Regions from separate parts of the Homo sapiens genome. Here region 2 is linked to region 1. Evidence: chromatin loops called from intact Hi-C (ENCODE). Cell type or tissue: lower leg skin. All regions are shown on one strand. Links, peaks and the distances in the headings refer to the core of each region. The heading gives the core; the rest is flanking DNA. Region 1 overlaps PEAK1 (pseudopodium enriched atypical kinase 1). Region 2 overlaps HMG20A (high mobility group 20A).

Region 1 (16,019 bases), core at 5,010-13,009:
CATTTTGGCCCCGCCTACTCAAAAAGCCATCCCTAGTTCAGTTCAAGTTCAAATTCAGAGAAGCAATACTGAAAAATCAACAAGATTCTGTAGGACCCTTTGCTGCAGCCAGCTCACACCTCTATATGGCCCTCTATGAAGGGCTACAGACCTGGCATGGAAGAAGGCTTACTCATGACCAAGGAGTCTTGAACTCATCCATTTTGGGGGGTCCAGATTAAAGTTGCCTGTAATTACGTAAATCAGGTCTAAGAAGGCTGAGAAAAAGTTTACCTCGATTCCAATTCCTGTAGAATCGGAATTATAATAGAAAAACTGCTGACCCCCTCCCAGAATATCAGCCCTGGAAAAGTTACAGCCCTGGAAAAATGGAGAGAACTCAGAAAAACCCCTGGGTTGACTAGGACCCCTGTGTGTGGAATGGTGGCTTAGGCCTGAGACAAGAGGCAGTCCAGCAAAGCTGTGGGATAACAAACGAGAAAAAGAACTACTAAAGTTCTATTTTGCTTCTCTTGTATTCCAGTGCCCATGTGCACACGACCTGGCCCCAAACGTGCATTACTCAGTGATAAAAATTCAGAACAGTGGTTCCCTCTGGTGAGGGATAAGAATGTCAAGGAAGAAGTCTGAAGGAACTTAAGGGGTAATAAAATGTTTTGAATTTTTACAGCAGAGTAGCTACATGAGTATATGCATTCATCAAATCTCACTCAACTATATATTTAAGAGCTGAGTATTTTATCATAAAATTGAAATTTATACCTCAACTTTTAAAAGTTTTTCTTAAAAGATCACAATAGATACTACTTTAGATCATTCAACTGGCAAAATTTAAAAGTCTGAAAAAAAACAAGTATTAGAGAGGCTGTAAAACAACAGGATTTCTCATACATCAATGGTAGGAGAATAAAATTGCATAAGCCCTTTGGAAATACACTTCGTATTATAACTTTAAGTTTAACATTCATTACCCTATGACCCAGCAATTACATTCATAGGTGTATACTCAATAGAATATCTTGCATACGCATAAGAGATTGACAAGAGTCATGGATAGTAATGTTTCCTGCAGCAATATTAAAAATTGCAAACACCTGAAAATAAGATTCTTATTCTTAATCCCAGGAATAAATTGAGCATGATCACTTTCAAATATTTAAGTTGTCTTTACGTTTCAACAATAACCCAGTTTTTATACATATTATAGTTTGCTCAAGGTGTGCATATATAGAAATCCAAAATTAAGGCACAGAATTAAGGCATTATAATGATTTTGTATTTTTTAAAAGATGGAATTTATTTATTCAACATGACTTTTACAAGAGTAAAGATAGAATTCATCTAAATGCTGGTTACATAAATTATACTATAACCACACACAAAATATCCTGTGGCTATAAACACGAATGAAGTAGATCTACATATATGGAAAAATCTCCAAGATACAGAAGTAAGTTTAAGAAGCAAAAAGTAGGCTAGGTCCAGTGGCTCACGCCTATAATCCCAGCACTTTGGGAGGCTGAGGTGGAAGGATTACCTGAGCCCAGGAGTTCAAGATCAGCCTTGACAACGTAAGAGGACCCACTCTCTAAAAAAGAAAAAAACATACATCAGCAGCGCATGGTGGCACATGCCTGTAGTCCCAGTTACTTGGGAGGTGAAGTGGGAGGATCATGTGAGACGAGGAGTACGAAGCTGCAGTGAGCTGTGATCATGCCATTGCTCTTCAGCCTGAGTGACAGAGTAAGACACTGTTTTTGTTTTGTTTTCTTTTTTTAAATGAGACAGTCTTACTCTGTTACCCAGTCTGGAATGCAGTGGTGCAATCTTGGCTCACTGCAACCTCCGCCTCCGGGGTGCAAGCGACTCTCGTGCCTCAGCCTCCCAAGTAGCTGAGACTACAGGCATGTGCCATTACAACTGGCTAATTTTTGTATTTTTAATAGAGATGGGGTTTCACCATGTTGGCCAAAGCTGGTCTCAAAAGCCTGACATCAAGTGATCTGCCCACCTCAGCCTCCCAAAGTGCTGGAATTACAGGCATGAGCCAAGACCCTGTCTTAAAAAAAGTAAGAAGCAAAAAGTAGAACAGTAAATTCTCACAGATCAAAATAAACTCCATATATATTGATGCATATGTATGTTTGCAAAAATAATTTAAAAGTAAATAAAGTGCTAATGTTAGTTTCTTTTGAAAATAGAGACAGAGGATCTAAGGTGAAAGATTTAATTTTGTACATTTGCACTATCTATGAATCATTTTATACTATCTAAATTTCTGACCACATACCTTTTCTATTTTTTTAATTACAGAGAAGAGACAGAGGCCCTCGAAAACTTTTTCTATTTCTAATAAGCAAACTCTTCCATGACCCACAGTAGTTATTCCAAACCTTTACCACTCCCCTCAAATCCCGTATCTCAGTCCTGTTGCCTTTTCCCACATAGCCAAGCCAAGGACCTTGTCCTCTGCTTCAGAGGAAATGAAAACTCCCTATATTTCCTAATTCACATCCACAAATTTGTCACTAGTTGCATCCATGAGCACTTCCTTCCCTCAGAAGAAAGAAGCCATTCCCGGCAAATCTTATGTTCTATCATGTGTTCTACATGCAATCTGCCATTTCTGCAAGGAGCCTGTTCTATTATTCTCCTCTCTCTCTCTACTTCCACAATTTTGCTCTTACCTGTTTCCTTTTTCCCCTACCTCTGTATATATGCATGTTCAAGCCTCTCCTATATTAAAAAGTACCCTATGTTCCCCTCTATCAAGCACCCTAAACTCATTCCTTCTGTTCACAGTTAAACTTCTCATGAGAGTAGTCTATACTCTTTGATAGTCTCTTCTTCATCTCCCATTCACTGCTAAACACACTAGAATCTGTCCTCTGTCTCCACTGCTACTAAAAACAAAAAACCAATCTTACTAAGGTCACTAAAAGACCAAACCAAAAGTCATGCTGTAAACTTTATTTTATTTGAACTTTCTCTGTAGCATCTGACACTAATGAACACTGCCACCCTTTTCGAAACACTCTAATCTCTTTGCTTCTGTGATATTTCTCTCTCCCGGCTCTCCACTGAGCATTGGGGGATTTAAAAATGAAAATGACAAAGTCCCTGACTTCAAGAAGCATAGTTTCTAAAATGAGAGAAACATACACAAACAATCACAACATAGTGAAAAAGTACAAAGTGCAGTGATAGCTTAGCAATCAACTTTATATGGGGAAGCGAGAGAGCACTTTAGGAGGAGGAAACTAGCATGTACAAAGTAACATATAAATCAGTATGGTTTGTACAGAAATTTTAATGGATAATGACTGAACACACAAGTTGTGAAATAAACAATCTGACTGTATCTATTCTATCTGAGGATAAAATAACAGTCTTTACCTCACAGGACTACTGTGAAGATTACATGAAATGCTAAATATAAACCACTTAGCATAGGGTCTGGCATATACAGAAAGATCTCAATAAGCGTTATCTCATATACTTTCTGACAAAAACATTCAACAAACTATGACTAAAAGAGAACTTCCTAAACCTGATAATGGGCAGTTATGAAATACCCATAGTTAACATCTTACTTGATCCTGAAAGACTGAATGTTTTCACCCTAAGATCAGAAACGAGACAAGGGCTGAGCACAGTGGCTCACATGTATAATCCCAGCACTTTGGGAGGCTAAGGCGGGAGGATCACTTGAGCCCAGGAGTTTGTGACCAGCCTGAGCAACATGGCGAAACCCCATCTCTTCAAAAAATATATAAAAATAAGCTGGGTATGGTGGCGCCTGCCTGTAGTCCCAGCTACTTGAGGGGCAGAGGCAGGAGGATCACCTGAACCCAGGAAGTCAAGGCTGCAGTGAGCCATGTTCACACCACTACACTCCAGCCTGGGCAACAGAGTAAGACCTTGTCTCAAAAAAAAAAAAAACGGTTTCAGCCAGAGCAGTTAAGAGACATGAAAGGGATCTAGATCAGAAAAGAGGTAAAACTATCACTATGACACGATGACATGATCTTACATATTAAAAAGCCCTAAGTAATCTATAAACAACTATTACAATTAACAAATAAGTTCAGCAAGGTTGTGTGATACAAAAATCATTATATTTCTATATACTAGCAATGAATAATCCAAAAATGAAATTAGAAAAAAAATTTCACTTAGAATACTATTAACAAAATAAAGTACTTAGGAATAAATTTAACAAAAGAATTATAAGACATACACTGAAAACTATAAAACACTGAAAGAAATTAAAGACCTAAATAAATGGAAAAACATTCAGTGTTTACAGATTGGATGACTGACTGTAAAGTCCCCAAACTGATTTAAAGATTCCTGCCTCAGATTCAACACAATCAAAATCTAGCTGGATTTTTTTGTAAAAATTGACAAGCTAATCCAAAAATTCATATGGTAATATAAGCAATCCAGAAGAGCCAAAACAATCTTGAATAAAGTTGGAAGAACTTACACTGCCCAATTTCAAAACTTTATTATACAACTACAGCAATCAGGACAATGTGGTACTGACATAAGGATAGACAAATCAATGGAACAGAATTGAAAGTCCAGAAATAAACCCCTACATTTATAGGCAATTTGTTTTCTTTAAGGGTGCCAAGATAATCCGATAGTCAGAGACAACTGGATATCTACATACAAATGAATGAAGTTGAACCCCTACATTACACCATTTATAAAAATTAAGTGAGAATGCATCACAGACATAAAAATAAGAGGTGAAACAATAAAACTCCTAGAAGAAAACATGAGTATTCCCCAGGACCTTGAATTAGACAATTGTTTCTTAGATACAACACCAAAAGCAACCAAAAAAATAAATAAGTAAATAAATACTTTTGTGCTTCAAAGGACAATATCAAGAAGTGAAAAGACCCACAGAATAGGAGAAAATATTTGTAAATCATTTCTCATAAGAGATTTGTATCCAGCCAATATATATACACATATAAGTTGATCCTTGGACAACATAGGTTTGAACTGTGTAGGTCCACTTATATGCATTTTTTTCAACCAAACATGGATAAAAAAAGACAGCATTCATGGGATGTGACACTCACCTATACAGAGGACTGACTCTTCTTTATAGGTGGGTTAGTAGGACCAAATGCAGGACTTGACTATGTGTGAATTTTGGTATACACAAGGGTCCTGAAACCAATTCCCTGAATATACCAAGGCACAACTGTATTTCTATTTAATGTAAATATACATTTATATTATATGTAATATAAATAAACATATATATACAAATAACCTAATTTTAAAATGGCAAAGGATGAAAATAAAAATGTCTTTAAAGCCCCTACCTCTCACCCTATACAAAAATCAACTCACAAAGGGATCAAAGACCTGAAACAATAAAACCACTAGAAGAAGACATAGGGGAAAATGCTCCAGGACACTGGTCTGGGAAAAGATTTTATGATAAGACCTGAAAAGCGCAGGCAACTAAAGCAAAAGAAACAAACGGGATTACATCAAATTAACTTCTGTACAGCCAATGACACAATCAACAGAGTGAAAAGATAGCCTGTAGAATGGGAGAAAATATTTGCAAACTACTCACCCCACAGGAGATTAATATCCAGAATATACAAGGACAAACATATTCAAAAGCAAACAAACAAAAAAAATCTGATTTAAAAATTGGCAAATGATATAAATGAACATTTTTCAAAAGAAGACATATACCAGCCTGGGCAACATAACTAGACTCCATCTCCGCAAAAAATTTAAAAAAATTAGCCATCGTGGTACATACCTGTAGTCCTGTCTACTTAGGAGGCTGAGGCAGGAGGATTGCTTGAGCCCAGGAGTTTGAGGCTGCAGTGAACTATAATCATGCCACTGCACTACAGCGTAGGTACAGAGCCAGACCCTGTCTCAGAAAAACCAAAAACAATCAAAAAAAGAATGAAAAAATGCTCAACATTGTTAATCAAGGAGATGCAAATAAAAACCACATTGAGGTATCATCTCACCCCAATTAGGATGGCAGCTGTTATCAAAAGACAAAAAATAACAAATACTGGTGAAAATGCAGAGAAAAAGGAACTCTTATATACTGCTGATGGTAATGTAAACTAGTACAACCACTATGGAGAACAGCAAGGAGGTTCCTCAAAAAACTACAAATAGAATATCATATGATCCAGCAATTTCACTACAGTGAATCTATCCAAAGACAAGACTATCATTATATCAAAGAGACATTTGCACCTCCGTGTTTACTGTAGCACTACTGACAATAGCCAAGATATGAAATCAACCTAGATGGCCAACAAAGGATGAATGGATGAAGAAAATCTGGAATATATATATACCAGAGAATGCTATCTAGTCATGAAGAAAAAAAAAAAGAAATCCTGTCATTTGCAGCAACATGGATGAGACTGGGACGTTATGCTAAGTAAAATAAGCCAGAAACAAAAAGTTAAATAAACACTGCATGTTCTCACTCATTGGTAGTAGGGAGGGAGGGACAGGGAGAGATTTGTTAAAGAATAAAAAATTACCAATAGATATGAGGAATACATTCTAGTGTTCTATACCACAGTAAGATGACCATAGTTAACAGTAATATGTAGTTTCAAATAGCTAGGAAGAAAATCTAAAGTTAACAGTAATACATAGTTTCAAATAACTAGGAAGAGGATATTGAACATTCCCAACACAAAGAAATGATAAATGTCTGAGATGATGGATATGTTAATAACCCTATCTGATCACTAACATATATGTACTAAAACATCACTATGTACCTATGAATATGTACAATTATTATTGTCAATTAAAAACTAAAAAAAAAAGAAAAAGAAAATGTTCAAATGGCCAATAAGCATATTTAAAAAGTTCATAATAAGTCACTAGGGAAATACAAATCAAAACCACCATATACCACTTCACATCCACTGAGTGGCTATATTAAACAAAACAAAACAAACCCAGACAATGTTAAGTATTGGCAAGGATATGGAGAAATCAAAACCCTCATTCATTGCTAGTAGGAATGTAAAAAGGTACCGTCTTTTTAGAAAACAGTTTGGCAGTTCCACAAAATGTTAAACACGGAGTTATTAAATGACCTAGCCATTCTACTGTTAGGTATATATCCAAGAGACATGAAACCCTATGTCCACACAAAAACTTATACACAAATAAGTGTTCACAGCAGAATTTTCATAATAGCCAAAAAAGTGGAAACAACCCAAATGTCCAACAACTGATAAATGGATAAATGAAATATGGCATATAGATATTGTGGATGAAAAAAAAGAAAAAAAAGTGTGACTTTTTATTTTATTTATTTATTTATTTTTTTAGACGGAGTCTTACTCTGTAACCCAGGCTGGAGTGCAATAGTGTGATCTTGGCTCACTGCAACCTCCGCCTCCTGGGTTCAAGCGATTCTCCTGCCTCAGCCTCCCAAGTAGCTGGGATTACAGATGCTCACCACCACACCCAGCTAAATTTTGTAGTTTTAGTGAAGACAGGGTTTCACCATGTTGGCCGGGCTGGTCTCGAACTCCTTACCTCAGGTGATCCACCTGCCTCAGCCTCCCAAAGTGCTGGGATTACAGGCATGAACCACCATGCCAGACCACTTTTTTTAGCTTGATCATAAACAATTACAGTCTTTACCTGGCAGGCTTCACAGGAGAAAACTGCCCTCCCCACACCAGATTTGGTGCATACCTGGTGCACTGACATCTCTAAAGCAAGCTGCAGTCAAGACTCAGGTATTCCTAAATGGCCATGCTCTTTACCGTATCTACATTAGTAGCCCAGGTACCTTCATTCAGAAGTCTCTGTGGCCTTTAACTGAGGCCTTTCCTTAGGCAACTATGGAGAGGCCTCCTCAACAGAGGGAAAACACTAAAAACACTTTCCTCCACTCTGACTCAGTACCTTCCTCCACTCCTAGCCTTTGCACCTTTTCCTCCAACCCACCCCAGATCTATAAAACAGCAGGAACCTTTTGCTGGGGGCTCCCTCAGCATTGAGAAAATCCCCACCTCTGTGTTGATCCACTTGACAGGAGGGAGCCTGCACTTTCTCAGCTTTAACTTCTTGCTTATCCTAATTCGGTAAGTGATTAAAGTAACTCAGCTCTGTGTCCCCAGCTAAGCTCCTGACACTATGGAATATTATTCAGTCATAAAAAGGAATCAAGGTTCATCCATGCTTCAACATGGATGAAGCTTAAAAACTTTATGTTAAATGAAAGAAATTAGTCACAGAAGACAACATATTGTGCAACTCTATTTACATAAAATGTCCACAATAGGCAGAAAATAAATTAATAGCTGAGGGGAGGGAGGAATGAGTAGAGACTACTAATGAGTACTTTTAAGAGTGATGAAAGGCCAGGCAGGTGGCTCACACCTGTAATCCCAGCACTTTGGGAGGCCGAGGTGGGAGGATCACTTGAGGTTAGGAGGTCAAGACCAGCCTGGACAACATGGTGAAACCCTGTCTCTATTAAAAATACAAAAATTAGCCAGGCATGGTGGCACACACCTGTAATCCCAGCTACTGGGGAGGCTGAGGTAGGAGAACTGCTTGAACTCGGGAGGCAGAGGTTGCGGTGAACCAAGATGTTGCCACCGCACTCCAGCTTGGGCGAAAGAGACTCCATCTCAAAGAAAAAAATGAGTGATGAAAATATTCCAAAATTAGACTGTGGTGATGGTTGCACATCTCTGTAAATATAATAAAAACTATTGAATTTTACACTTTAAATGGGTGGAATTTATGGCATGGAAATTATTTCTCAGTAAAGATATAATATGAATACATGATGTTAGTGTTCATATCATATCTAGACCACTATTGCTCTGTAAATGAGTTTGTAAAATAATCCTTAAGGAATGTAGATACTGAAGGACTCAGAGTAGTAGACGGACAGGCTGACATTTTTTTAAAGAAAAAAATAATCTGTTGACAATGATAAAAATGGCTGACAGAGCAGTCAGACTCAAGGTGGAGAGACTTACAACGATGTATTTGGAAAAATTTTAACAAGAAGAGGACTTGAGCCAAGACAGGTAAGAAACGGGAAAAGGCTATGATCCTACCTTTAGAGTGGAATGCTATCTATAGAAGCTTTCTGTAAAAGGGAAGCTTTCTATAGAAGGCAACTATTAACCTATATCCTTATTACAGAGGCTCCCAAACAGGGAACTACAGAAAGTCATCAAGTCCAAGAGAGTAGAGTGGTAGAAAGCTCTTAATAATGGCCCATTAAAATAGCAGTTGTTTTAATCTATGATTTAACTAATGGAAGACTTGTCTTCAAAAATATTAGATTATAATGCCAATATATTCTCAAGTATATCAGAGAACAGTAGTATGAATTTCGTCTTTGAGTATTAAAGATATAGAAAAAATTCACTCAAAAGTATTTTATCACTAGAACAAGTTTCATTTATTTCAAATGTCTTATAAACATGCTTAAAAGTAAGCATACTCTATATGTAGTTTTATAACTTTCCTATTAAAACACTCAGAGGAAAAGATATTTGATATTGCCTTAAATTTTTTCAAAAACAATTCTTTCTCATTATAAAATATATATTAAAAGGCAAATGAATTCATAAATTATCTCACCTTTGGTTTTTAGATAAACCACAAAGAAATGTCTACAGCATAAGTTCCAGTTTGGGCAGATACCTGAATTGTAAAAAACAAACAGAAAAAGACATGGTCAATATGGTTGAATCTGAGTATGGAAATTTAATTATTTCAATAGAACCCTAACTTGATCATTTACCTCCTAAATTTTTACGTCCAAGCTGTTCTTTAGATATCTATAGAATGTCAAGAATTAAGAAATTCTCCTGGACTTTCTATTGCCTTTGATTAATGTTGGTATTTCTTGAAATTAAAAGTATATCAAAACAGGCCGGGCACGGCGGCTCACGCCTGTAATCCCAGCACTTTGGGAGGCTGAGGTGGGCGGGTCACCTGAGGTCAGGTGTTTGAGAGCAACCTGGCCAATGTGGCGAAACCGTGTCTCTACTAAAAATACAAAAAAATTAGCTGGACATGGTGGTGTGTGCCTGTAGTCCCACCTACTCGGGAGGCTGAGGCAGGAGAAACGCTTGAACCCGGGAGGCGGAGGTTGCAGTGAGCCAAGGTCATGCCACTGCACTGCAGCATGGGCGATAGAGCAAGACTCCATCTCATAAAAAAAAAAAAAAAAAAAAAAGATACCAAAACATGTACTACATAAACAGGAGAAAAAAATCAATCTCCTTCATCAACTCAATTCTTCAAAAGAAAGTATTTTCTACAGTTTACACTCCCTATATTATGATTGCCCATCCTCATAGAAAATACAGAATTTAAAAATCTGGAAATGTAAAAGTAAATCAATAGCACATGTTTATAAAACCTAAGCAAATAAGTAAATTAAATAAAACCAATGTCTACTAAGTATGAAAAATGGAAAAAATGTTCTCTACATTAGCAAAGAAAATGAAATTAAAATGAGATATCATCTTTGATCAATGAAATTATAATTGTTTTAAAAATAAGATTATAGTCATTGGCACCCTTCCAGTTCTTCTCCTTACCAGACTCATGGTAAGATTGCACCTCACTGCCCTCTTTCAACTTAGGTGTAGAAACATGACTTGCTTTAGCCACTGAAATGTACACAGACGTGATGTTACACATTTCTAAGTATAAGCTTTAAGACCAACTACACAACTTACAGACCTCCCAGCTACTGCAGTCATTATGGAGTTCACTAAATGTCTCTGAAGAGAAAAAAACAACCCTGCTGACATGTATTAGACATGTAACATGAGCAAGAAATAAACTTTGTTGTATTATGCAACTGAGATTTTTAGGACTGTTTGTTACTACAGCACAATCTAGGCTATACTGACAGCTACAAGTGATAACGTAATATAATAATATATAATATTATAATAATGTAATATAACAGGCATTTTTGTACACTGTTCATAGGAATTTAAATTGGTAAATTTGTTTTTGTTTTTCGGGTTTTTCTGAGACAGGATCTCACTCTGTCACCTAGGCTGGAGTACAGTGGCGTGATCACAGCTCACTGCAGCCTAGACCTCCCAGGCTCGAGTGATCCTTCTACCTCAGCATCCTGAGTAGCTGGGACTACACAGGTGCCCACCACCAAGCCCTGCTAATTTTTGTATTTTTTGTAGAGATGGGGTTTTGCCATGTTGTCCACGAAGACTGGTCTTGAACTACTGGGCTCAAGCAATCCACATGCCTCAGCCTCCCAAAGTGCTGGGATTACAGGCATGATCCATACGCCCAGCAATTGGTAAAATCTTTCTGGAATCCCAGCACTTTGGGAGGCCGAGGCAGGTGGATCATGAGGTCAGGAGATGGAGACCATCCTGGCCAACATGGTGAAACCCCGTCTCTACTAAAATACAAAAAATTAGCTGGGTGTGGTGGTGTGCACCTGTAATCCCATCTACTCAGGAGGCTGAGGCAGGGAAATCGCTTCAACCCGGGAGGCAGAGATTGCAGTGAGCCGAGATCATGCCACTGTACTCCAGCCTGGCGACCGGGCGAGACTCCATCTCAAAAAAGAGCTAGAAGCAAACTAAAAGTACAAATGATTTGCTAAATAAGCTAGAATATTAAGCAATCATTAAAACTGCTTATCAAAGATGCTTAATGACTAACAGAAGAAACTGTGTAAAGGGCATACATAGGAACTCTCTGTACTGTCTACTCAATTTTTTCATGTATACGATTCAAGAACAGGTAAAACTAACTAATCTCCACTGACAGAAAGTAGGTAAGTTATTGCAGGAACCAAAGGTTGTATGAAAGAATTGACTGCAAAGGGGCTTAAGAGAAGCTTTTAAGAGTGATTAAAATGTTCTATATCTTGATTATGGCGGTTGTCAACAGGATATACACATTAGTCAAAACCCCTCAAACTGTACTGCACATAAATAATTTTACTAAAGTGGATTTTAAAAGTAAAATAAAAATGCTTAATGATAGGAAAATGCTCATCTGTTGGGTAATTTGAAATGTGTAATACATAAATTTGCATAGAAGAGGCTACAAATACATACAATGTTAATAGTGCTTTGCTTTGCATAAATATTACATAGGTAGTTTTCATTTTTCCTTAAGTTATGTACTTTCAAAATGCTCTAAGTAAGTACGTATTTTTATGTTTATTTGGTGGTATTTTATTGAGAACCAGAGCTTAAGCCTAGAATAAGCTTGAGGTTTTAATAATTTATTCATTCAGTATTCATTACATGCCTCCATGTACAAACAGCATTCTAAGTGGTAGAGGGATACCTCCAAGCTTGGGTATGTTTCTCCAAGGTTCAGCTAGATGGGGCTTTCAAGTGATCACCATTGCCAGTGAATGTGGAAGCATCAACTATCATCTGTAAACCACATCTGTTTATAATCTTTACGCTGGCAAATGACAGGTAAGTTGTGACTATAAAAACTGTTTGGATTCATGATTATCTGTTTACCTAATCTTCCTGAAAATAAGCTTAAATTTTCTACAGTGTTTAATATGTAATATATAACATATATTTAGAATGTATTATAATGTGTGAATGTGTTTATAAGAATATGTATTGATAACTAATCATTTAAAAATGTTATGAGTTTTGAGCATTTATTTACTTAAAAAATTAAAAGTTTTGGGCCAGGCATGGTGGCTCATGCCTGTAATCCCAGCAATTTACGAGGCCAAGGCGGGCGGATCACCTGAGGTCAGGAGTTCCAGACCAGCCTGGCCAACATTATGAAACCCCGTCTCTACAAAAATACAAAAACAATTAGCAGGGCGTGATGGCAGGTGCCTGTAATCCTAGCTACTAGGGAGGCTGAGGCGGGGGAATTGCTTGAACCCAGGAGGCGGAGGTTATAGTGAGCTGAGATCACGCCACTGTACTCCAGCCTGGGCGACAGAGCAAGATGCCATCTCAAAAAAAAAAAAGAGTTAAAAGTTTTACCACTATAAAAACTGCTTGAGGGTTTAAAACTCTAAGAAATTGTAGAAAAATATAAATGAAACATAGAAAGCAATAAGTAAGACAATGGAGACAAAGCATTAAGCAAAGAGCAAGAAGTGTTTGATTAATCAAATAGAAACACTGGATACATATCATTAACAAATTGTAATCAACAAGTAAAAATATAGTGAGAAAATACTTGTTTCATGTTCAGCAGTGAGTGTAGCAATTCAAGATACTGGGGACAAGGGATTACGACTATATGCAGGGGACTATATGCACTAACTTCTCATGACAGAAAAATCTGAGATAACTACTCCATTATAGGGAATACACATGAAGCAAAAGAGAAAGAACATATATAGAAGAATCTAATCCAGAACTGATTTTAAACCAGTGATCACTGAAATTAAATCACTATGTTTAATTATAACTATACAATATGTTGCCTTCTCAAGTTTGACATTTGCACTTACATGTTGTATTCAAAAAGTATAAAACTTCATAATTTACAATAAAATACAAATAAAATGCACTATTTATACTGATAACCATTAAGAAGCACTAAAATAATGTGTGCTAATCAGGTTACAGCTAGTAAAGATGAGTAAAATAGTCTCAGACATTAAGGATACAACACAGAAAATATTTGTATGTGAATCACGGTACAGATAGTAAAGATGGATAGACTCAGACACCAGGAAGTTTTCATAGCACTTAGAAAGACAGCACAAACCCAAAACACAAAATTGCCAACACTACAGGAATGCAAATGGAGAGTTCTTGTTAAGTATTAGCTTCTCGACCCTTAGAAAATACAACCTATGAGTCGTCACTGAAAATACAGACAGATGGGAAAACACCATCACCAAGTTGGTCTTGGTTTTCTAAATTCTAGAAACCATATGTGCAGGAACAAGTACCCTAATCAACTAAATCAGTGATCAAACTATAGCCTAAGAGCCAAATCCAGCCCAGGGCCTGTTTTTGTCTGATTTATGAGCTAAGAATGGTTTTTACGTATTTAAAGGGCCATAAACAAACAAGAATATGCAACAGAGGTAGTATATTGCCACAAAGTTTAAAAGTTTAAAGGGGATCTTTACAGAGGTCTGCTGACTTCTGAACTAAATAATTCATAAATGGATGAAACAGGTCTTAGTGGTGGCTCTGATCCAAAGATTTGAACTGTGCCATGGCATCATAGTATATTAGAACTGGAAGGAGGCATGAAGACCATCTTTCCTTCCCATGATATTGCAAAGGCGCTGACTATGGCTCATAGGTTTCCATCTTCTGGATCTACTGTATCCTGGGTCAAAAGTGCTTTACATCTCACCACAACACTGGCTCCCTTTTCCTTTAGTGAAGTAATCTGGGAATTAAAAAAAGAGGTACAACACAGTAAGTACACTCTCCTCCAACTCTCCACTGAGCCTTTCCTACACACAACTAATCAACTAAAAGTGAAGTGCTGATGACCTTCATATTTTACTAATTCAGCATCAAAGATCATTTCCTATTCTCCCCACTTCATCTCCCCACTTCATCTCCCTCTACTCTACTAAGATATTCTCTAAACCAAGCAAATTAAGCTACTAGCATTCCTGAAAAAGCATCTGTTTTGTCCTATGGACCTTGGTCTATGTGGTTTCTCTCCTATGGACATGACTTCCTTTCTCCACCTATCCAAATTCCTTCCATCCTTCATGGCCCAATTTGACATCCATGATACCTTTGGAAAGCTTATAATCCAATAGGAAACAGAGCTCAGGTACACACAAAAAAGTTTTAAAAATCTTGAAAGTTGTAATAAATAAAATGTTATAAAATTCCAAGAAGCAAAATGTCACCTCAGGGGAAAATGTTTAGGTACCACCTTGGGAAAGTCTTTGAGTAAGATATGAGAAAGAGCAGAGAAGAAAAAGGGACGTTCCAGGCAGTGGAAATGAGCAAAGGTATAAAAGGGATAATTTCTTATAGTAGTGATTCTCATCTTTTTGTTTCCCTAGATTTGCCTCTAACCAAGTGATGACACAGAGAATGCCCTCAATTTCTAAAGTCCCTTGCCTACCCATAATTTTGAATGTTACCAAAACCCACAGATTTAATGTGCTGATCAGTTAATCAAAATTCAATGGAGACAGTCTATTTCTGCATATGTCTTCAGATAACTTTTGTGAACATAAAAATCCAACACATCGAGCCAGGCACGGTGACTCATGCCTGTAATCTCAACACTTTGGGAGGCTGAAGCAGGCGGATAATGAGGTCAGGAGTTCGAGACCATCCTGGCCAAAATGGTGAAATCCCAACTCTACTAAAATACAAAAAATTAATCACGTGTGGTGGCCCACGCCTGTAGTCCCAGCTACTCAGGAGGCTGAGGTAGGAGAATCGCTTGAACCCAGGAGGCGGAGGTTGCAGTGAGCTGAGATTGCGCCACTGCACTCCAGCCTGGCAACAGAGCAAGACTCCGTCTCAAAAAAAAAAAAAAAAAGAAAGAAAGAAAGAAAAATCCAACACATCTACAAAATCAAATATAAATTCTGTGACTTTAAGGCTGAATTATGTTATTTTCATATCATTAATCAAACCAAAAGGGCTGAAAGTAAAAACTTCATTATTTTGGTTACCTTTTTACTAAGTAATTTTATTCTATGGATAGCAACCTTTCACATTCTGGTTCACTCCAAACCTAGGGCCTAGTAGATGCTACCTAAATACCTGTTGAATTAATAATATTGGAACATAATATATATTTCACTGAAAATATTCCTTCCTTTAATTATGCAGTATAATAGAAAGTAGAGAGAAGATAAGGAACATTAATTGAAAGTGTTGTAAAAGTGAAGCCATCAAAAAACTTAAAACAATTATTTCAAAACCATCTTTGAAGCAAATAATCTATTCACATGTAACTCAGATCTTTATTGTAGCCTTTGTTGTAACACTACACACATACCACCACCACCACCACCACCA
Region 2 (16,019 bases), core at 3,954-11,953, 120 kb after region 1:
ACATTATGCCAACACACTTAAAATTAATATTCACAATGCTTTCAACTTCAAATTCATTTTAGAAACGACAGCCAAAGCATCTTGAGTTATTGACTTTATTCTTAAAGATCATTGTGGAATATATTTTGCAATGATCTTGTGAGGCTTTTTTATTTTTAATGGCTTATTGGTGAATTAATTTTAGGCTTTGTTATTCTTTTGTATCTCACATAATCGTTTGCTTTCTAATTTTTAGAGCCTGGTTATTTCTGATTTCTCGGTCTCATGTGTTTGTTTGTTTATTTTTCCTGTGTCTAAAGAAAATCTAAAAGACCCCAAAGATAGGCTGCCTCTCTTAAGTAAATAGAAGTACCAATGGAATATCATAATTATTGCTCATAGCAGTTACATTTCTGCTTAAAATTCTTATTGTCCACTCTGCAAATTTATATTGCATAATCTTATCTCAGGGAGCATTTTACATGCATAACCAACAAAAGTGACTGAAAAAAAACTACTCTTTCTCAATTCCCACTGCAATCACTTTCACAACTGTATACTGTTGACTATTCAAAACACAAGGCTAAGAAATGGCTTCAAATTCTCCATTAGGGAAATTTACGTAACTTTGTTTTAAGGTTTCTAATTGCACAGTAGTTGTATACCTGAGAGAAGTGAATACTTTACCTGCTTAAGCTCTGTGAAAGTTGGATTCCAATGAAAAGATGAATACATTTCCCTCACAGACTCACCTGGACTGATTCCTGCTCACCCTATTCTTTCTTTAAAGAAGACATGATCATTGTCTTCAGGCACTATTATTTAATTTATCTTCTATTAAGAATTAACTGTTTTGTTCCTCTTGATTCACAGAAAGAAACAGAGGTAAAGGAACGGTCTGTTTTTGACATCCCTATATTTACAGAGGAATTCTTGAACCATAGCAAAGGTGATTACTGAAGTTTCTTTTTGTGTTTCTCAGATTTTTGACAGGGGACTTAGTTCTCAGAAGAAATTCATTGCTCAAAAGCAATGGTAGTGTTATCCCTCCTTAGGACTACTCAAAGACCAGTGAAGGAAAGCTAGGGCATTGTTGTCAAAGCTTCTTTGGTCTCTGGATGAAAGGAAATAAATGCAAATCACAAATTCACTTGTCTTCAAACTCTTAGCCTGGAACCCCTTGCACAAATAAAAACTTACATGGGAGTCCAAAATATAAAATAAGTAAGAGCAAGTCTGATCCCATTGTGGTAAAGATGGGTACCTACAGCTGTGCTTGGCCAGTCTCCCAGGATCCCCCTGCAAAACCCCTCAGGCTTCTGATTGTACAATTTAAAAAGCAAAAACTAACAAACAAAAAAATACTGGGAATTGAAACTGTTTGTTGCAATCTTATGTATGGAATGTGACTAGCTTTAAGAATTAAAATAGCTCTGGGGAGTCAGGCGTTTCATTGCTGAAATTGCTATCTGGAATGCCATAATGAGAATAGGGAGATGAGGTGGGGTAGCTAAATTAGAGGCAGCTAAGCAGAACTTCCCTGTAAGAGTCATTGGGACTCCTCAGAGACTCCTTCTAGTGCTGCATGTGTTCTGTGGGATGTATGTCCTCAGCTCGGGAAGCAGAGCTCCGCCAGCTTCGCAAATCCAACATGGAGTTTGAGGAGAGGAATGCAGCCCTGCAAAAGCACGTGGAGAGCATGCGCACAGCAGTGGAGAAGCTGGAGGTGGATGTGATCCAGGAGCGGAGCCGCAACACAGTCTTACAGCAGCACCTGGAGACCCTGCGGCAGGTGCTGACCAGCAGCTTTGCCAGCATGCCCTTGCCTGGTAAGTCCTCCTGCCTGAGAACTGTCAGTGACAGGGGTGTGTGTGTTGTGTGGAGTGGGGTGCTGTTTATGTTAGTACTGGTGTGGAGAGATTGAAATCTCCTCCAGAGGAAAATTAATTAAACTACATTTTTTCTTCTCTGGATATAATAGAATGTCAGTATTGGCTAAAATCGTCCAATGTTTCAGGCTCTCTGGTCATTCAAATTTTTGTCCATTTATATTTTAATATCTATTTTCCCCTCTTTTAAGCTTAATTTGCTATTCAGAACACTGGAAACTGAGTAGTAAATCTTGAGAGTGTTTCTTCTTATGTATGTTTGTTTGCTTTTTAGTTGTTTTTGTTTTAACGGGAAGGAAGGGAGAATGAACACTGGTATTTCTTATATACTCTTTCATTTTGAAGATAGTCATAGCAGAAAGCTGAGCGAGTCTAACCTTCTGTTACATGCAGCTGCTCATATATACTATACAGCAATTATATAGCCCATCTGTTTATTTAGAGTATGTGGACTAATTTCATTTCTTTGAGATCTAAAAGTCTCTCCTCTAAAATTAAAAGCATGTCTGTGGAGCAGACCACATTAGAATCACTGTTTCTTTGAAATTGTGTTTTATGGTACAACTGAATAGGGAGGATTTTCTTACTTTCTTCTTATCTCACTTCAGGAAGTGGAGAGACACCTACAGTGGACACCATTGACTCATATATGAACAGACTGCACAGTATTATTTTAGCTAATCCCCAAGACAATGAAAACTTCATAGCTACAGTTCGAGAAGTTGTGAACAGACTCGATCGTTAGGGAATGGTGAGTGCTCACTGATAAATATTTATATGCCAGCACATCATCAAAAATAAGATGTCATCAGACTTTATCAATACTACTAAAACCCTGGGATTACATTGGATGAACAAGTTGGAGACTTGGTTAAGATTCCTGTTGCATGGTTGTTAAATGTAGTAAATAATATTAGAAAAGAGAATCACTGTAGTCCCAGCTACTTGGGAGGCTGAGGTGGGAGGATTGCTTGAGCCCAGCAGTTCAAGTCCAGAGAGATCCTGTCTCTAAAAATAAAAGAAAACAGACTCAAGACAGTTTTTTCTTATGCTTGCTTCAGAATGGTTTAATGGGAAAAGCATGGTTTTTGTGGCTTGACCTCATTTCTAGCTTTGTCACTTATTAGCTGTATTCTTGGGCATTAGTTTCCCAAAAGGTTTTGAAAAGTGAGTGGGAAACTTAGAAGAAATCATCCCCAAAACAGCACTCAGAACAAAATAAATATAACTTAATTTTTAATCTTCCTTTTCTCTGGAAAATACTAATGATAATTTAGAAGTAGTCAGTGAGACATTGTATGTATGTGAGCCTACATAAGTAGGAAGCTTTTATATTCACCACTCAATAACACAGTGACTGTTGTCTGTTAAATGTTGATGTGGACTCACCATACAAACAGGTAACTCCCTGGTTTTGATAGATTAAAAAATAAACTCTTCAGCCAGGTGCAATGGCTCACACCTGTAAGCCTAGCAGTTTGGGAGGTCAAGGCAGGCAGATCGCTGGAGTCCAGGTTCAAGACCAGTCTGGGCAACATGACAAAACCCCGTATCTACAAAAAATACAAAAAATTAGCCAGGCATGGTGGTATGCGCTTGTGGTCCCAGCTGCTTGGGAGGCTAAAGTGGGAGGATCACTTGGGCTTAGAAGGTCAAGGCGAGGCTGCAGTGAGCCATTATCAGACCACTGCATGCCAGCCTGGGTGACAGAGCAAGACACTGTCTCAAAAATTTTTTTAAATAAAAAATAAATAAACTCTTGGTGGGGCACAGTGGCTCACACCTGTAGTCCTAGCACTTTGGGAGGTTGAGGCAGTATTGCCTGAGCCCAGGAGTTCAAGACCAGCTTGGGCAAAATAGTGAGACCCCTGCTTTAAAAAAAAATGAAAAAAATTAGCTGAGCATGATGGCGCACACCTATAGTCCTAGCTACTCAGGAGGCTGAGGCAGGAGGATCACTTAATCCCAGGAGTTCAGGTTTCAGTAAGCTAGGGTCACACTAGTGTATTCTAGCCAGGGTAACAGAGCAAGATTCTGTCTCAAAAAAAAAAAAAACAAAATAAAAATATAAAATTCTCAATAAGCAAAAAAGAGAGAGAAAATAAGTTTTTAAAAAATATGTTCAACAAATGAGCAGTAGTATGTATCCTTTTTTTTTTTTTTTTCCAGAAGAGATCTACCCATGACACTTTTTGGTACTAATGGTCATTTCTCAAATGGAATTGGTATTTATTCATTCAAATTCCTAGAGATAGGATACCCCTTTACTATGCCATCCCACAAAACTGGCATCCCTTTGCTCTATTGGTTAAGTTATTCCATACCTGCAGACATATAAACTGTGTGGAAATTTTAAGATTAGACTCTACAATGAGGTGGCCATATATGGATACTAAAATAAGAGTCAACAGCAGGATATGTTCCTTAGAATGGTCATGGGTTTGAATCTTTATTTGTCCTGTGAGTACATGAGCACACTCATATACATAATTTATATTCTGGTTTGGTTTGGACTTTGAGCAACATATATAAAGATAAATGCCTAGTAAAGACAAAGGCAGAAGTCTTTATACTTCTTGGTGATGCCCTTGGATGGTAACTGTACAAGGCAATGCATTATATTTTAGCCTCAGCCATGCTCTGATGGGGAAAGGATTACTATCCTTCTAGGGAGTAGCCAGATGGAATGGACTGTACTTCTTAGAGATGGCTGGACTCCCTGCAGAATAAAGAAGTGGCATTACTGCTGCTGCTTATGAAGGGAACAGCTTGTAAATCTAGGCCTGGGATATTCAGGAGCTCATCATCCTTCCCATTTTCGTACAGTGTTTTCAATTAGCACTCTTGTAGGCTTGAAAAGTGAGAGCTGGGAGAAACAGTGTGGAAGATTGTGAAAGAAAACATTAATTGATAACATCGTGTCTCTTCACATAGATACAGGGCAGCTAATTAAGTATTGACCCAAAAGTGGTTTTCCATTTTGAGCATTTTGCCAGTAAGACTCTCCTAAAGCTTTTTTCATCTCAAGAGTATAAACTATATTATTTGTTTTCTGATGAGTCTTTGAAAACTTAGAATATTACTATTATCCTTGATTTTAACCTACAAATATTTTGCCCCTGAAAAAATAGCTAAAAGTGTGAACTGTTATATTACTACAGATTCTTACAGTCTAGCCATGCAAACATAACTAACAATAGATGGTTCCCCACACCCCCAAAACTGTCAAAGGAAACAATTACAAAGACTGTGATTAATACTGGTTTGGCCTCATTATACAAATATGTACAGACAGCGAGGCTGATGTCCCCAGCACTCATGATGCAATTAATTACTCTGACAAGAGTTTGGCAAAGTTTTCATCCACTGTCAGGAGCCAGTGAGTGAAGGGAAGCTAATGGTCTACAAGTTTCAGAGGAGCATATTAGGGACCTTTAGAAATCTAACATTTTATATATGAAGAAACTGAATCCCAGAGAGGAGAAACATCTTGCTTGAAAATATCTGCGTAGATGAGTACAGAATCCAAGACTAGAACCACAGATATCTAAACTCTCTCATTCACTGGGTTTCTAAAACATTGCTCTAAGGAAGAGGTGGATGGGGGAAGGGGAAAGCACTAAAAAATCCTGAAATAGAGCATTAAGATACATAGGAAGTAAACAGATAAAAATTGTAATCCAGGAATTATAATGTTATAGAATTTTAGCTCATTTTAAAATTATTTTGATAAATATACAGTGGAAGAATTACCCTACCTGTCTGTCACCTTTCTTGTAGCTGAGTAGTACCTAGAGACAAGTGGAGCTAGGAGGAGGCCATGAGGGTGATTTTAAGTTGAAAGGTGACTACCTTATATAAACTATTAAAATGCATATGTTGCCTGATTTCAATGATAATATTTGGCTGTTTGAGTTTAGGGAAAAAAAATCTTATGTGACTGTATTTTTATTAATATGAGAAATGTTCTTGATTATATGCACATAATACATCTCTATACATGCAGATATCCTTAGTTAACACTTGAAGAAAATTGGTTTTGATTGACCATACATTCTTCAGACTAAAGTAGGGTACTCATTTTCCCTCCTCAGGTTTGTCCCTGATAGTTGCTTTTCTGTGTTTAGCTGATGATTTTCCTACCTCCCATTGTTGCTGAACTGGAACAGGGCCATGTTTCTCATTGAAATGTTATGTAAAACATCTCAATGAGGTTGCCTGCTTACAGCTTTATGAGTTCTTCAGTTTACATACACCCTGCACTCACTTTAACGCTTATGAAACCAAAGCATTTTTAAAATCCATAGCGCTAACCCCTTCCATTCAATACTTACTTTCTTGGTGTTATTTTCCTTGTTTGTTTTTGTTTTTGTTTTGTTTTGTTTTCCTGATTCTACAGGTCTTAGAACTCCAAGATGTTCCATAAGTGTTTTTACTTGTGAGGAATGAGAAGCCATCCATGGAAATTTGAACTGAGTGGGGGCAGAGAAAGAGTGCAGATCCCTTTGCTTGTGAAAGAATTATCAGTGAGTGAAAGGCCATCACCCCAGGAAGCCAAATGAGGGAGCAGCAACATGTATATGAGCTTCCTATGGAATTGTCCTTATGTGAAGCTTTGAAGGTGTACAGCCACTCTCCCGGGTCTTCAGGTTCCTACCATTTCCATTTCTGTTAAAGTGGATCTGCATATCTTCAGCTTACTAGGTGACCCGGATGCTGACATCTGCTGCTGCAGAAAGGAAGACTTTTCATTGTAATTTCGCTTAGACCCTTTTATCAGTGGAGCTCCAGTTTTCTTACCTAGCTGTCACTTTTTTAAATGCCTCTGGGGGTTATTTTTGCTTTCCTTGGCCCCCACCAATTTATACATCTCCATTTTCTGACCTCTGGACTAACTGGTTGCTCAGCAAGGTTCTGAAGGAGAGTTTCTTGCATTGGACAGGCCCAGTCTTCTCCCATCATTGCCCTGCTGTGACTCCAAAGAAAGGAGCTTCTTGCTGACAGTGCCCTGTGGAGCAAGGCTGTGTTTCCTACCCCACACGGTGCTCAGTGGGTGCCAGCCCTCAGTGTGGCTTTGTGATTGCTGCCCTAAAGGAGAATGCTCTTTCCTTCCTCACTGGTACTGCCTGCTGTTTTCTAAGCATTGCTCCTGCACAGACATGGAGTCCCAGCCCCAGCAAGGCTCTTCTGTTCCCATCTGTTGACAATGTCTTGTGGAGCATTTTTGCTGAGGAAAAGGTCACTTGTAAACAGAGGAGAAAGGGAAAGAGTACAAAGCCCTAAGTTTATTGTAAGTGAAAACTGAGGGAATTCCTGTCTTCTTTAGGAGTAATGATTCATAGATCTAGATAGGTGGAAATATCATTCAAAATAGTCACTTGAGCTCACAAAAAAAGCAAGGAAGAATTCTCATGTCCTTTGTCTTCCTTCTGTAGCCATTAACTGCTGAATCCATGTGAGGAAGACAGGCTTCCCTTCCTTCCCCCTCCTTAGTGATTTTTTCTTTAACAGCATAAGTAAAGAGGACTTTCTGGTTCATTTTTGTTTGTTTTGTTTTGTTTTGTTTTGTTTACAGATGAGGTCTTCCTGTGTTGCCCAGGCTGGAGTGCGGTGGCTATTCACAGATGCTATCATAGCACACTACAGCCTACAACTCTTGGGCTCAAGCATCACGCCTAGCAGTTTCTGGTTCCTTTAACAGCAAAAGGAAAGAGAGGTTCTGATTCTTACCTCAGGGTTTTTTGGTTGTTCATTGTTTTTGTTTTTGTTTTTGTTTTGACACTGCAGAGCACAAGGCTAAAGGTTACAGCTGAGATCTTTGGAACCAAAGGCAGAGCAAGCAGAGCCCGTTGTCTGGGCCCCACACCACTGCAGGCAGGTGGATAGAAGTGCGGCCCCTCTCATAGTATGCCCATAAGTCAGGGCATAGGGCAGAACTACCTGTCATGTTGCTACACCATCCTGTCTTCTCAGCATCTCCTTGCCTGTTTTCTTTATTAGTCCAAAGGAAAACAACAGCAACAAAATCTGTTTTTAAAATGTCTTATATGAACATATATCAAATATCCATGCGCTGAAACCCACATACCATCACTTGGCAATTTTTTAGAATAAGACCCCATTATTATCTATTGCTATAAACCTAGCCAGTTCTCTTGCTCTTCTGTATTTTCCTATTTCCCTGCCATCATCTGCTATTTCTGCCACTTCTCTTAGACTCCTTGTCTGCAAAGCCCAAGCTAGAACTCACTGTCTATGGCAGAAGGACATCCAGAGCCCATTCTGGAGTTTTGTTTTTTCCTTCTGCCAGATGCTTTGTGTCCTGTCTTCCTTCCTCCTCATATTTCTGTTTCTCATTTGTGTTCAGTTTTGTGCAGCATTGCTAGCACTGCTTTTGTGACCAGAAAAGGCCATAACATGGTCCAGGATCATCATTCTTCTGACTCTAGATGGGACACTTGACAGTGACTTGAAACATTTGCATATTCAGGAATGCATGAGATTTCAAGAGAGCCTACAGTATGAAATCATTTTCACAAAATAAGCAGCTTGCTTCTGAAATGCTGTCTTTCCCAGTAGCTACTCACCTGCCTCTGGTGGCTGGGATTCAGATGCCACAAAACTGTCAGTATCTATAGACCAGGTCTGTGCCACCTCCTCTCTCCTCTGTGCTCAGTGAGGAGGCAGTAAATGAAGTTACAGGCTAGCACAATACCTAACTCATGTTTCCCAGTACACCTGTAGATATTACTGTACTTTTATGTTCTCAAGAAATAAGTTGTTGCCTATTCAGTGTTACAGATTTCTTTGTTTCTTTTTAATTAAAATACAAGAAGCAGCTGAGGAAAGGGAGACAAGGTATTTTATTTCTGACTGATTTTAGAAAAAACTTGTGTACATGTGTTTGGAACTGTTGAAATGCCAAGTTTTCTGTATAAGTGTTTTTGTAATTAAACTTTCAGATTTTCTTTGTTTTTTAAGAAGTTGATGTGCTTGTTTGACATTTGTCTCATTAAAACTTTTCTACGTTGAATTCACCTGTTTCAATTTTACTTGCTTTGTAACAAAAAGTCCTACCTCTGGCCGGGCACGGTGGCTCATGCCTGTAATCCCAACACTTTGGAAGGCCAAGGCAGGCAGATCACGAGGTCAAGAAATCGAGACCATCCTGGCCAACCTGGTGAAACCCCGTCTCTACTAAAAATACAAAAATTAGCCGGGCATGGTGGCATGAGCCTGTAGTCCCAGCTACTCAGGAGGCTTAGGCAGGAGAATCACTTGAACTTGGGAGGTGGAGGTTGCAGTGAGCCGAGATCGTGCCACTGCACTCCAGCCTGGCAACAGAGCGAGACTCCGTCTCAAAAAAATAAAAAATAAATAAAAAAGTTCTATTTCTGTTTTTTCCTCTTAAAGACTTTGTCAACTCTACATTAATCATGACATCTGTTATGCTTTTAAAACAGTAACACATTCATTTTACTAATTGCTACTTCAAAATGTATCTTTACCGGTTTGAGAAGTCAGCTCTTTTAATGTATGCTGTAACAATACAGTGAATTCTAATTCATTTTAATATAGCAGTAGTATTCTGAAGACAACTTACAAGGATGTTTTTAAAGTCAGTGACTCTGATGTCCCCTTGATAGAAGATCATTTGATAGAAGAAAGGAGATGTGCTTAAATGCTTGCTTTTTTTTTTTTTTTTTTGAGATGGAGTTTTGCTCTTGTTGCCCAGCCTGGAGTGCAGTGGCACGATCTCCGCTCACTGCAAACTCCGCCTTCCAGTTTCAAGCGATTCTCCTGCCTCAGCCTCCCGAGTAGCTGGGATTACAGGTGCACGCCACCATGCCCAGCTAATTTTTGTATTTTTAGTAGAGACAGGGTTTCACCATGTTGGCCAGGCTGGTCTTGAACTCCTGACCTTGTGATCCACCAGCCTCGGCCTCCCAAAGTGCTGGGATTACAGGCATGAGCCACCACGCCCAGCCAAATGCTTGCTTTTTGAAAATAACTAATCAAAATATTTTTAAAGGAAATTTGTCACCTATTTCTACTATGCTTTTAAAAATCCTAGGGGTGAGGCAACCTGGTTTCCAGAGCCTGCTGCTCTCCAAGTAGCCATTTGTGTGGCATTGGGCAAGTCTTGATTTGTTTCAACTCCAGTTTCCTCTTCTGACATAACACGTGCCTCAGCAATCCTGTACTATTGTAAGAAGGATAGAGTAAGGTAACAGAATCCACCTTGCCTTGGAGGACAGGAAGATAGGAAGTATCTGTTACATGATTGCCAGTAACTATCAGGGTATCTCAGTTAGGATTGAGTTTGGCTCTACATTAAGCAGAACTAGCAACAGCTTAAATAAGAAGTGTGTCTTTCTCATAGAAAACTATGCCAAAGTTGGGCAGTTAAAGGCTAGTATGGAGGCTCCTGTCTGTTCCACAACATGATCTTTCTCAAGGTCACCCCGTGGTCCAAAATAGCCACTTGACCATCAGCCATCACTCTGAAATTCCTGGCAGCATGAGGAAAAGAGGGCAAGGACAAAATGAGCAAACCTAGCTGAGTCAGGGCCCTCTAAAGAGTCTTCCTGGAAATCGTATTCAACACTTTCACTTAATTTGGCCAGAACTCAATCATGTGACTATAGCTAGCTATAAAGGAGGCCAAGAAATATCATTTTTGCATGGACGTCACTGTGCCCAACAATACAGGTTTTAGTAAGGAAGAAGGAGAAAATGAATATAGAGTAGGCAACTAATGTTAATTTCATAACTATGTGTGACTTCATTTATGCACTCTAAGCCCAACCCCGCCATGCTAGTGAATGGAGTGCATTATCTTGCCTTTGTCTCTTGGCCATTTGAGAATGACCATGTACTTCCGTGATACTTTTTTCCCCCGGAGAGCCAGAAAGCCAAAAACTGGCTTCCATCTGAGTTGCCATTTCCTGTTCCCATCTAGCTCTTCCCCTACCCTACAACAGCTGGTGGCCAGTCTTGTTTAGTAAAAATCAACATAAACAGGTGGTAATACTTCCCCTAGTTGTTTGTTCCCTTTCTCTAACTGCTCAGCATCTGCTGAATTGAAACAACACCAGGACAAGCTTTCCCTAAGGGTGGGGAAATTGAAGTATTGCTTAGCGGAAAAGCTCATAGCTACTTCCTGCCCTCTGAAAGAATTTCCTGCCTTGCAACTGAGAGTTCCAAGTCAGGGGTTTTTTCTTTGTTTTATTTGTTTACCTTTGATATATAGCCTGCACTCAAATATATACTTCAGTATCTATGGATATAAGCAGTAGTTTATATGCCAGCCCATTAAAGAAATCAGGATTGAGAATCAGACTAGGTGAAATTGTTAATGTACATCTGCTCATCCAGAAACCATTTCAGTTTAGTTTTCACAAGACTATGTGTCTACAGGGGGAAACTTTTGCCAGAGGTAGAAATGTAAATTCTCTTAGCTTAGTGAAATGCAAAAGGAGGAGCCACAAGAAGATAAGAATGGCATTGGGAAATTAAGTGCATGGCCAATGCAGATTTTCCAGATAGAAGGATTTTTATAAACCACCTGCAACACCAGATCAGTGGGAGGATGTCTTATATGTTTATGTGGGAATATGTAAGATTCAGTGTAAGAGATTCTCTTATTTGAATCTCTCTCTCACACACACACACCATCCAACACTTAAGAGCCAGAGTTTTTTATACCAACTTCTCTTCATTTCACTTTAATTCACCCTTTATTTGGGAATACAAAGATGTTTATAAAACATGGTTTCTGCCCTCCATAATTTCTGATAATCTAGTGGGAAGGACAGACTTGTACATAAATATTTCTAACATAGGGCAGCTTGTATTAATAGTTTTAATAGAGACAAATAATTTTTAGAGAGTGAAAAAGTTATTTGAATCTTACCTGATGAGATATTTTTTCCATAAGTGCAAAAGAGTTTGCAATAGAGAGTAGATCTGAGTCAGGGTGGGGGATCAGTATCTTAACTAATTAATAAGGGCTTTATCTGGAATGTAAATGAAATATGAAAATCTGAACTGATAGCTATCAGAGTTTGTCTGGTAGAGGTTGAGGTAGCTGGAAGGTCAGAACATTTGGATTAATTGTAATTTAGACAAGCAGTTTTTCAAAGTTCACTTTTGATTCATTCATAGATCATTAAATCAGTAAGTTGGTCAAAAACATTTTTAAAAATTAAAATGAGAAACTATCAGAATGCACTACAGGTAGTTAAGGGTATTATTTTGTGAAACTTACACTTCAGATACAGTCATATGTCTACATACACTTTTAATGTAAAATGTGTTTCTTACCATGGGATCACAATAAAGATAGTCAATGACTGTTTTATTACCTCTGAAATTGGACAACACTGCTGGGTTCAGGTCTGGATTCTGCTGCTTTCCTCTTACGTGACCTTAGGCAAGTTGCATAAACCACTGTATGACTTAAGTTTTCTCATCTGTAACATAGTGATATTTATCATTTCTGTCCTGTAGAGTTTTTATGTAGATTAGTCAATCCATGTAAAACACTTAGAATAGTGCCTCTCATAGAGTAGAAGACACTTAAATATAAGTTGTTATAATTTGTGGAAGACTAAAGGGAAAAGAGAAATAACAGACATATACCATAGGCCACTCTGCTGTGCTTTTTATGTAAATTATGTAATTCCACAACTTTACAGAGTAGGACTACTGTACTCATTTTTACAGTAAGTAAATTAAGACACAGATCTGATAAGTGACTTGTGCAGTTACAGAACAGGGAACAGGTAGAGAAATGGTTTATATCCAGATAACTGTGGCTTTACATTCCACTATAGCCGTACTGTCTTAGAGATAACTAATGAGAGTGGCATGAGTTCAAAGCCGTAGCATGGTATGGTGGGTCTGAGAACTGGAATTAGACCTATTCAACAATATTTGTTGAATATCTTTCTTGCGTTAGAAATTGTTCTGGGTCCTAGTCCCCATAGAGCTCTTCCCCTTGCTGGGGAAAAAGAGACTACAAACAAGTAACCTAACAAACTCATCTCAGCTAATTACCTAGATAAGAAGAAATGATATAAGCTAGGATAGAGAAAGGCCTTTCTGAAAAAGTATCTTCTGAAGAAAGACAAAATTGATTTGAAGGAGCCAGCCCGGTGAAGGGCTGAGGGTATACAAAGGCTGAAATCCTGAGGCAGGAATGAACTCTGGAATTTCAAGGCATAGAAAAAGCTGGTGAGGCTGGAGCAGAGTAAACGAGAGGCAGAGTGGCTTTGAAGTTGCAAGGCAGGCAATAGCAAGATCATGTAGATCCTCAGAAGTGTCGTAAAGAGTTTGCAGTTTGTCATAAGTGTAATGTGAAGAGAGTTCTACACAACTGAGTGACAAGATCTGATTTCTGTTTTTAAAGGGTCACTCTAGGCCGGGCGTGGTGGCTCATGCCTGTAATCCCAGCACTTTGAGAGGTGGGAGTGGGCAGACCACTTGAGGCCAGGAGTTGGAGACCAGCCTGGCCAACATGGTGAAACCATGTTTGTATTTTTCTACTAAAAATACAAAACAAAATTAGCTGGACGTGGTGGCGCGCATCTGTAATCCCAGCTACTCAGGAGTCTGAGGCATGAGAATCCCTTGAACCCAGGAGGTGGGGGTTGCAGTGAGCCAAGATTGTGCCACTGCACTCCAGCCTGAGTAACAGAGCAAGACTCTGTCTCAAAAAATAAAAAGTAAAATAAAATAAAGGGTCACTCTGGCTGCTGTATAGAGAATTGTGGGGTGGGCAAGAGAAGAATCAGAGAGACTAGGAGAAGGCTGGCATAGGAACCCAAGTGAGAAATGACAGTGGCTTAGCCTAGAGTGGTGGGAAAAGGCAGATTAATTCAGGATATAGTTTGGGAGTATAATGGACAGGAATTGCTGAGGAGTGGGATGTGGAGAATGAAAGAAAAAGAAGAATGACTCAGTTTTTCCTGGGCACAGTGGCTTACGCGTGTAATCCCAGTACTTTGGGAGGCCAAGGCGGGTAGATTTCTTGAGCCCAGGAGTTCAAGACCAACCTGGGCAACGTGGTGAAACCCCATCTCTATAAGAAAAAGAAGAAGAATGACTCAGTTTTTTTGGCTTGGAAAACTGGGTAATGGAGAGAGGTGCCATGGCCTGAGATTGCAGACTTAAGTATGAAACATCACGGAAGAAAAATCAAGGATTTGTTTTTGACTGGCTAAACTTGAAGTCCCAACAACAGATGAGCCCCTGGGCAAGACACACATCTCCCTGCTATCAGTTAAAAAGTTCCTTTCAGTTCCTAAAAGTCTGTGGTTCCTTGAGATTCTAAGTTCAGGTCAGTGTTTGCTAACATTCCTTCTATCCTCAGCGCATGTGCACACATGTAGATCCAGTTACGTTGTGCGTTGAACTGTGAAATTAAGGAATGGTCTCCTTTTTAATTCTTGACGCTTCTTAGGAAAAGAATTTTTAAAACTTGCATCTGCATTTGTTTAAGATTGACATAAAGCAGCTGAATGTTCTAGGATATAAAAATCATGCCATAACCTGACCATTAGAAAATCCTGGGGCAAGAAATGGAAAGCGTCTGCTTAAAAGAGACTGGTCAAAAATATATTTGGCATCATTCAAAGAAGGGTAATGTGAGAAGACATCACTGATACAGTCAGAAGGTTTAAAGACTCAGCAAATGGGCTCCTGTGAGGGGTGCTTTTGCTATCTTCAAGGATAGAAGTCAACTGAAGGCAGCTGGGTCCAGGCACTGGAATGTAAGACAACAACCTATTTTTCTTGGGGCCGGTGGATTTTTGAAGTAGACTTATGTTATATTTATCAAAAGAATTTCTTGGTTTAAAGGACAAACTAATATAGTAATTATGGATTTTATTCATCCCTCAGAAGAATGAGTATTTTAGATACATTCATTTTTTCAAGCATTTCCAAGTACTCACTATGTGTTTTGGGTGTAAAGTTGAGGAAGTCCCTCTCCACTGGAAGCCCACAATGTAACAAAAAATAGATACAAAAGCTAACTACAATAGGGTCTGATAAATGATCAAACGGCTGTGAGCGCAGTATTCTGGAAAACACAAAGGAAAAATTCAGTGGTTTTGCTTGGGGGAAGGCAAAAGAGCTTTACCAGGATAACATTTTGAGCTGGGCCTTAGAAAAAGAGTAGTTCCTTAAGATAAGCTAGAAATAGACCTAGAGATAGAAGTACATTTTTGGTGTACTCAAGTAATTCAGCGTGACTGGAACACAGGTTATATCCAGGGCACTGACCAAAAAGAAAGATAGTGAGGTGTTCTGAAAATGGATTGTAAATGGGCCTTGAATGTCAAGCCAAGGGTTTTAGCTTTTGTTTTGCAGGCAGAGGGAAGGCCTCAAGGCTGTTTTTGCAAGGCAGTGACATAAGGAAAACTACACCACAGCCTCTCAACCATTTTTCTGCCACGAGCTGCTTTGGCAATCTGGTAAAGTCTATGGACCCTTCTAGGAATGTTTTCTAAGTGCATAAAATACAAATAAAATTACAAAGGAAATCCACTATATTAAAATATAGCTAACAAAATATTAACAATGTGTTATGTAGGAATACCTGTGCTTCTTGATAAAGCATTAAATAACATGATCTAGTTCTAATAATGACCATAATTTTAAAGTAGTAGTGACCATAAATAATATTTCAACATCTGCAATGTCTATAATATAGTATGAAAATATCTGTGATCTTGTTGGTGGCAAAGTCACAGGTCCTGCCAATACTACTGGGGCTTGTTGCCAATGTTTATAATCAAAAGAAATGCAAATTTTCAATTAGAGGTTTGTGAAAATCAAAATGTAATTTCCCCCCATCCATTATTGTGGTCCTTAGCATAAATACTCTTGAATTCAAGGCAGTATGGAGATAGACTGGTTAGGAGACTGTTAAAATAGCCAGGATGGAAGGTAAGAAGAGCATGCAGTCGGGGGCTGGGTATGGTGGCTCACACCTTTTGGGAGGCTGAGGCAGGAGGATTGCATGAGCTCACAAGTTCAAGACCAGACTGGGAAACATGGTGAGATCTCATCTCTATAAAAAAAAAATTTTTAATTAGCCAGGCATGATGGGGCTCCAAGATACTTGGGGGGCTGAGGTGGGAG

What was found. Peaks named below come from ENCODE experiments on the same cell type or tissue, not always from the same donor. Only the 100,000 strongest peaks of a DNase experiment are listed, where the experiment ranks them.
Region 2: a loop joins it to region 1, with 4 times the contacts of the local background. A loop is called at or near these places in 3 of 110 quality-filtered maps.

Annotation. Positions count from the first base shown.
Region 1 is chr15:77,355,512-77,371,530 of GRCh38, forward strand. It overlaps PEAK1 (pseudopodium enriched atypical kinase 1), which reads right to left. Exons shown (of 10, transcript NM_001385026.1): 2 at 9,652-9,714. Among named protein-coding and RNA genes, the nearest start is that of PEAK1, 57 kb to the right of the region's middle. In lower leg skin, for the core only: no CTCF peak of the experiment used is centred there; no DNase peak of the experiment used is centred there.
Region 2 is chr15:77,476,703-77,492,721 of GRCh38, forward strand. It overlaps HMG20A (high mobility group 20A), which reads left to right. Exons shown (of 10, transcript NM_001304504.2): 7 at 853-928; 8 at 1,593-1,808; 9 at 2,477-2,619; 10 at 6,268-8,901. The coding sequence ends at 2,613. Among named protein-coding and RNA genes, the nearest start is that of HMG20A, 64 kb to the left of the region's middle. In lower leg skin, for the core only: no CTCF peak of the experiment used is centred there; no DNase peak of the experiment used is centred there.